Regions from separate parts of the Homo sapiens genome. Here all the other regions are linked to region 1. The links are chromatin loops, found by intact Hi-C in ENCODE. Cell type or tissue: IMR-90. All regions are shown on one strand.

Region 1 (2,500 bases):
TCTGCTTAGAGATTTTTTTTTTCTCATCTGTCTCCTTCTGTCCCCATCATTCACTTTTCTTTCTTAAACCAATATGTTACACTCAAGAAGTCATACCCAGAATAAAAACCTGCCTGGAAGGGAATCCGTGTTTGAGTAAAACTTCCCTTGTGCAATCAGCTCCCTGTCCCGACATGGTAGTTCATTTACCCAGGCGTCTATCACCCTTGGAGAGCATGTAACTTTCAGCCTGTACTTACCTGTCTGCCGAGAGCGCCGTGAGTGTGAAGACAGACACCCCAACAGAGGTAAGCTGTATAAAGGGGATCAGTTTGCAGCCAATCCTGCCAAATAGCCATCTGTCAGCCAGGTACCTGCTGGCATCCACTGGAGCACACGTTATTAGGAGGAGCAGGTCTCCCAAAGCCAGACTGGAAATGAACAGGTTTGGAACGTTTCGCATGGACTTGACTGTACAGAAGATCTTGATCAAAGTGATGTTGCCAATGAGGCCTATCAGAATGATAACCCCATAAACTGCAGGGATGACATAGAGGATCCCCGGGTGGGACCAGTCATCGTTCACGGGGAGATCCGCACTGTGACTGGAGATGTTGCAGTGCATGAAATGGTCCACCTCCAAGTTCAGAAGGAAACAGTCATTTAGAGCCATCTCTAGATTTTTTTTCCCACCTAAAAGTTCCCTTAGATGCTATTTCTTAACTATTGATTTTGCAACCGAGTGAAGATGAAGATAAGATCTATGCCGGGCTCTTTGCCTTCTTTAATAAAAATACTCTGAGTACATATATACTAACTATGGTATTCAAAACTCTCTGTCACTATTTTGACACTGGTGCTGCTCTGGCTTTCACATGACCAGTGCAATACAACTCTAAATTCAATAAGTTAACAACAACAAAACTTAGCCACAAAAAGGCTTAGAATTAAACCCACTCTGCATCAGTTCTTTCTACCTCCATTCTAGTCTGAGTCTCCCTGGCTGCAGTTTACTAAGAACTTTTGGCCTGCTATTTTCCCACAGCGTCTTTCCTGATATTTAGAATCTGGAGGTTTAAAGTGGGTAGAAAAAAACTGCACTGAGAAATCCTCAAATCCTATAGGCAGGATGCTTTGCACGTCACGGGCTTCACCAGCAAACGGCAGCTCCGCTGAGCTGAGGCTCTGAAGAGGAACCAGTGTTACTTATAGACAGAGAATGCCAGCCCCCTGCTGGACACTTCAATCACTGCCCAGTTGCCTGCTTTCTCCAGATGAGAAGCAACCAGCCGACTGCAGTTCCTACCTAGCTTAACAGATACCTTTGGCTTCTCATGTAAGCACATAGCACCTAGGGTAGGTATTTAATAAATGTTGCTAGCATTCTGCAAAGGCACTGAAAATCTTTCTGATACTATCCCCATGAATCCAGATGGGGATTTACATCCCATTTTCTCATTTTTTCTAATTCATTAGAATGACATGTCAATATTGCTATCAAATGAGGTCTGTCTTTGAATTAAACGCACACTGATGCACAGGGTGTCCATGTGTGAGTTATCCCACTCAGTCTTCCCACTGCCTCTTTGAACAGGGACTGATCCTCAGAAACACATGCACAGACTCACACCTTAAACCTTCAGCAACTGACATCTGGAAAAGCCAGAAGCACAATGCACACATGTTCTTTCCTGTAGATTTGCCAAGCCATTCCTATTCTGTTTACCAGGGAGAAATTAAATTGGGAACCAGCTGTATTCTTAACTCTCAATGATCAATAGTCTTTTCCAGAAAAATGGGTCTTTTCTCATCTGATCTAAAAATTTTATGAATCGGCATTTTGATGCAGCTATTTGCATTTTTAATTGAATGTTTGCCATGTTTTATAGCAAATATCCTCTTTATAGCCCTGTGTGGAAAATAAAGAACTATAAAAGCGTGATAGATACAATACTGAGGAATTGAGTGGGTGGTAAAAGAAGTAAGTTATCGTTGAAGGAGTGCTAGAAAAAGCTTAATTGAGGAAGTGCTATTAGAATCAGGCTTAGACCTTTAGCCAACAACTTCTAAATACATTATTAGAGTGCATCTTTATGACGTATGTGAAGCCAGCTCCTCCAGGTACATGACGTGAAGCCAGTCACTAACAGGTGAAGTCTCATTTTTCAGAACCCATAAGGAATAACAAAACTTGCACTTACCATGCCAGGGCCCACAAAGAAAGCCCCCAACTGTGTTGTTATGGACATTTCCAGTGGCAGGTTCCAACACTGAGGCTGCTGCCATGCTTTCTATGTAAATATGAAAGGCTCAGCGCCCCTCTCTGCCAGCAGGAGGGAGACTGATGCTGCATGGCTAGAGGTGGAAGAGCTTCTCGGCAGAGATCAGTAGCACCAGTAACCAGCCAATAGCCATGAGCCCAGTGGTGTTGATTAGTTGCCAGCAATATAGCTTAATGATACAGTACACAGGCTCTGCTTCAATCCTGGCTCCCTCATTTATAATTATGGCAAGTTACTTA
Region 2 (2,500 bases), 570 kb before region 1:
CAAATTTTTAATTTTATTTCTTATTCTACCCTTGAATTGACTTGTCTTCACAATGATTAATTTAGCACTTAATATGTACTAGCCCTGATGATAGCTGCTAAGGATGTGAGGTTGAGTGTGATCTGACTCCTGCTCTCCAGGAGCTCATTGGCTGGATTTTAAATTTCATGGAAACAGGGAAACTGACAAACAGAACCCCTTCTCCGTTATAACCCTGATGTTTATATTTGCTTATTGGATACTAGTGGTCAACCATCCTCTTTGGTTGATTGTAAGTTGTGTTCAACAGTTGTGTCTGTGCACCATTTAAGCTTTTGAAGAAGGACTGCCAAAGCTGATTTTTAGTTTTAATCATAGAGGAGCTGTTGAAATGTCTTCAAAGCCATTTTTATGAGTGAGACCTCAACTTCTCATACCAGTGGAGCTGACAGGTTTTATTTATATTAGTACGAGTTATCTTGGCATGAACCTGAAATAATTTATGCTTGTCTTAAAGGAATAACAGTTTTCTTTCTTCTTGTTTATTTTCCAAAAAAGAAGACTCAGCCAAGTGTGGTGGTGCAGGTCTGTAGTCCCAGCTACTTGGGAGGCTGAGGCAGGAGGATCATTTATACCCAGGAGTTTGAGGCCGCAGTGAGCCATGATCTCACTACTGCACTCCAGCCTGGGTGGCAGAGCGAGACTCTGTCTTTAAAAAAAATTTAAAAAGGGCCGGGTGTGGTGGCTCACGCCTGTAATCCCAGCACTTTGGGAGGCTGAGGCGGGTGGATCACGAGGTCAGGAGATCGAGGCCATCCTGTCTAACACGGTGAAACCCCGTCTCTACTAAAAATACAAAAAATTAGCCGGGCGTGGTGGTGGGCGCCTATAGTCCCAGCTACTCAGGAGGCTGAGGCAGGAGAATGGCGTGCACCCAGGAGGCGGAGCTTGCAGTGAGCCGACATCGCGCCATTGCACTCCAGCCTGGGCAACAGAGCGAGACTCCATCTCAAAAATAAATAAATAAATAAATAAAAATAAAAAAAGAAAAAGAAAAAAGACTTTCATTAAAGACAAAGGCAAAAACAACTTTGCACATCTCATAAATTTGCTGCTGCTTCCATTTCAGCATAAAGTATTGTTATAGGTGATATTTTCCCTTTTATCTGGGGCAACAGTTAACTTCAAACTATTCCAGTAGTAATATTGAAGGTTTCTGAACACGATAATGTGGGTGACCTAGAGGTATGGTAATGGGAACTTCTGAATTAGCAGGGAGACTGTAGTACCGCTGCTGACCACGTGAGGGCAGAAGCTGATAATGTTTGAAGTTGGCCTCCTTTTGGCATTCACTATTATTGACCCCCCAGAGAATCCCCATCAAAACACAAGATGGAAGCACACGGTTTAGTTTAAGTGCAGACCTCTGGTTTTCCTTAGAAAAAATAAATGATTTTCAAAAATTAGATTTTGGTGCCTTGTATTTAGTGGGTACTTACACTCACTTCACCCCTGCCAAGTTCCTGATTGCATGTGATGTTTTCATTTCGTTGAGTTGTTGTTGTTGTTGTTGTTGTTTTTTAAAGAGACAGTGTCTTACTCTGTTCCCTAGGCTGGAGTGCAGTGGTATGATCATGACTCACTGCAGCCTGGACTTCTCCAGGCTCAAGCGATCCTCCCACCTCAGCCTCCTGAGTGGCTGGGACCATAGGCGCCGTGCCGCCATGCCCAGCTAATTTTTTATGTTTTTGTGGAGGCAAGGTCTCACTTTGTTGCCCATGCTGGTCTCAAACTCCTGTGCTCAAGTGATACACCTGCCTCCCAAAGTGTTGGGATTACAGGTGTGAGCCACTGCACCCAGCCCTGGCTTTGGTTCTGCTGTAATTTTGGTAACAGGTACTAGAACACTGTTCCTTAGGGCTTATATTGAATTTCAGGACCTTTCTGTCCTGGCCCGACTACTAAACTAAACCTCCAGTGCTGCATGCAGGGTACTGGGCTCATGCCCTCATGGGGCTTACAGTCTAGTGGGGTAGAGAGCCAGGAAACAAAGACGGAAATGAAATAGAGGCAACTTGTGCTGAATTCCTAGGATGGGTACAGTGCTGTGACAAGGGCTAGTGGGATATAGGCTGCTTTAGGTGGGGGGTCAGAGTCTGCCCTCCAAGGAGGGTCAGAGTCCGCCCTCCAAGGAGGATGCATCTCTCTTGGACTGGAGGATAAAGAGGTTGCTGTAGATGAAGAAGGAGGGTAGGAGGGCTTAAGGAGCAGGAAGGAAGAGCATGGAGTACCCAAGAGGCCAGCGGGGAGGGGACCAGATGGCATTGGAGACTCAGTGCAAGGGCCAGGTCCTGAGAGCCTTTTGTTGGCTGCATTAAGGAGATTTGATGCTAGTTTTTTGTTTTTGTTTTTGTTTTGAGATGGAGTCTCGCTCTGTCGCCCAGGCTGGAGTGCAACGGTGTGATCTCGACTCACTGCAACCTCTGCCTCCTGGGTTCAAGCGATTCTCCTGCCTCAGCCT
Region 3 (2,500 bases), 550 kb before region 1:
GTTCTGTCACCCATAGCTATCAGCAAAGAGTGCAAGGCAGAATAATCCAAAGAGAATAGCAATTAACATCCCATAGTGCCAAACCTATTCTTAGCAGAGAGGGACTTTACTGAGAGAGGCCTCTAACCCCCTAAACCTTAGGAAGGACTCTAACCTTCCTAAGTTGTGCCTCCAACCCAAGGTCATTCAAGCATCCTTGCCTTTTATTGAGAGGAGCCTTTAACTCTCTCTGTTTTAGGAGAGACTCTAAGTTGGGCCTCTAACCCAATCCCATCCTTTACCTGGGTATATGCACCCCATTTACCCAAAGTCAGCCAATTGGTGCACACAGACGATTTTCCTTTGGGTCTGGGGTCTCTTCAGTATTGTTCTTTCCGTGTTTCACTAGAAAGATGTTACTGGAGGCTGGGCATGGTGGCTCACGCCTGTAATCCCAGCACTTTGGGAGGCTGAGGCGGTCTTATTGCCTGAGCTCAGGAGTTCGAGGCCAGCCTGGGTAACATGGTGAAACCCCATCTCTACTAAAATACAAAACATTAGCTGGGCGTGGTGGCGTGTGCTTGTAATCCCAGCTACTCGGGAGGCTGAGGCAGGAGAATTGCTGGAACCCGGGAGGTGGAGGTTGGAGAGGGCCGAGATCGCGCCACTGCACTCCAGGCAGGGTGACAAGAGCAAGACTCTGTCTCAAAAAAAAAAAAAAAAAAAAAAAAAAGAAAAATGTTACTGGACCCCACCACGTACTCAGTATTGTCCCTTCTGTGGTCGCTAGAAAGATGTTACCAGAAACGGGTCCCAATCCAGACCCCAAGAGAGGGTTCTTGGATCTTGCTCAAGAAAGAATTCAGGGTGAGTCCATAGAGTAAAGTGAAAGCAAGTTTATTAGGAAAGTAAGGACATAAAGAATAGCTGCTCCATTGACAGAGCAGCCCTTTCTCTCTTGATGATATTTTCCACATGTCTTAGATTTTAGGTTTTATTTTGTAAGTAATTGACAGAACTCTTGGGGGCAGCATTGCATCATGAGGTTAGCATGATCCTCCTGGGTTTTCTGTTGAACTGTGTTGCTGTTGTGTTTGCCTAGGTCTGTGAAGTCTTCTAGCCAAGAAATTTTCATTTGCCACTACTTAATTAGCATTTGAAATCTTAGGCTGATTTTTCCAATTTAACTCTTTCTGATGATGTCAGAGATCTTAACATTTTTATAATAGTGTTTTGAAAGAACCTTAACCTATTTTCATTCAGTTTCTTTTCCCAGTGGCATTCTTAATTGAATTGGGTTTCTCAGTTAGTATGCTCTGATGCCACAAAGACTTATCGTAAAATATATATTGAGGTCAGTTGTGAGAAATTGTCACAATTTCTTCATAACATTGGGAAGATTTCAGAAAAAAAGTTCAGGGTGTGAAGTCATATAATTGGTTCTGAAAATAGAGCTTGAGCATAGTCACTAGTGATTGGACCAAGCATTGCACGAATGGCTGAATACACTAGTTTAAAAAAAAAATGGATAGTCAAGTTTACCCTCATTTTGTATTGATTTCAGTGGTATTCTTGTGCCTGGAGGCTTTGGAATCAGAGGAACATTGGGAAAACTCCAGGCGATTTCTTGGGCAAGGACAAAGAAGATTCCTTTTCTGGGTAAAACTCATGTTTATTGACCCTAACTATGAGTTTATTAGATTTTTGACACCTAGGAGGGGTAACACTAAAGGTTTGTTATCGTAAAGGTGTGAACTCGGATTTGAAAGTTCAGGTGCCAAATAGTCTGCTATAGGGTCAACAAACTATATTCTAAATTTGGCCCACAGCCTGTTTTTATGAATAAAGCTTTATTGGAACACAGCCACACCAATTTGTTTACATATTGTCTATGGCTGCTTTTGTGGTCCAACGTCAGAGTTTCAGACCCTACGGCCTAGAAGCTTTACTATCTGAAAGAGGCTAGAATCTTTACTATGTGACCCTTTACAGAAAACGTTTCTCATCCTAGGAGAACTTGCTGCTATTCCAGCTGGGTAGCAGAGGCTGGGAGAAGGCTCCATCTGCAACTGTGCTTACCTTCTCCAATTCCCACCTCAGTCTCCAGAGTAGCTGGGACTACAGGTACACACCACTGTGCCTGGCTAATTTTTGTGTGTGTGTGTGTTTTTTTTTTTTTAAGAGATGGAGTCTTGCTATGTTGCCCAGCCTGGCCTCAAACTCCTGGGCTCAAGCAATCTGCCCACTTCAGACTCCCAAAGTGTGGGGATTACAGGCTTGAGCCCCCGTGCCCGGCCGAGTTGAGCCTTTTTAATGCTTTTTTTTCAAATTGCGAAGTACGGCTTCTGTACCAGGGAAACCAGAGGAAATGGGACCTTGATGCGGGAGAGGCAGCCCTGTAGCTGGGGACTCAGGCAGGAGGGGGAGTGCAGAGAGGCTGTGTTTCCCACTGTGCAGTGGATGGCTGGGTGGGTTTATGAGCCCATTGGACAGGCTTTTAGTGCCAGCAGACCATTTATTT

The links. Hi-C counts contacts between places; a loop is a spot of excess contacts. Peaks named below come from ENCODE experiments on the same cell type or tissue, not always from the same donor. Only the 100,000 strongest peaks of a DNase experiment are listed, where the experiment ranks them.
Region 2: a loop joins it to region 1, with 11 times the contacts of the local background. A loop is called at or near these places in 16 of 110 quality-filtered maps.
Region 3: it touches region 1 in a loop (15-fold over the local background); 38 of 110 quality-filtered maps call a loop at or near these places.

What each region holds. Positions count from the first base shown.
Region 1 is chrX:16,122,106-16,124,605 of GRCh38, reverse strand. It overlaps GRPR (gastrin releasing peptide receptor), which reads right to left and starts at 1,041. Exons shown (of 3, transcript NM_005314.3): 1 at 240-1,041. The coding sequence starts at 652. RefSeq lists an enhancer at 1,046-1,340. In IMR-90, a CTCF peak has its summit at 1,214 (motif pointing left); a DNase peak (open chromatin) is centred at 1,155; H3K4me3 peaks cover 163 bases.
Region 2 is chrX:16,694,060-16,696,559 of GRCh38, reverse strand. The region is part of intron 4 of CTPS2 (CTP synthase 2); the gene reads left to right. Among named protein-coding and RNA genes, the nearest start is that of CTPS2, 17 kb to the left of the region's middle. In IMR-90, a CTCF peak has its summit at 1,277 (motif pointing right); a DNase peak (open chromatin) is centred at 1,299.
Region 3 is chrX:16,669,718-16,672,217 of GRCh38, reverse strand. It overlaps CTPS2 (CTP synthase 2), which reads left to right. Exons shown (of 19, transcript NM_175859.3): 11 at 1,544-1,638. Among named protein-coding and RNA genes, the nearest start is that of S100G, 21 kb to the right of the region's middle. In IMR-90, a CTCF peak has its summit at 1,004; a DNase peak (open chromatin) is centred at 1,017.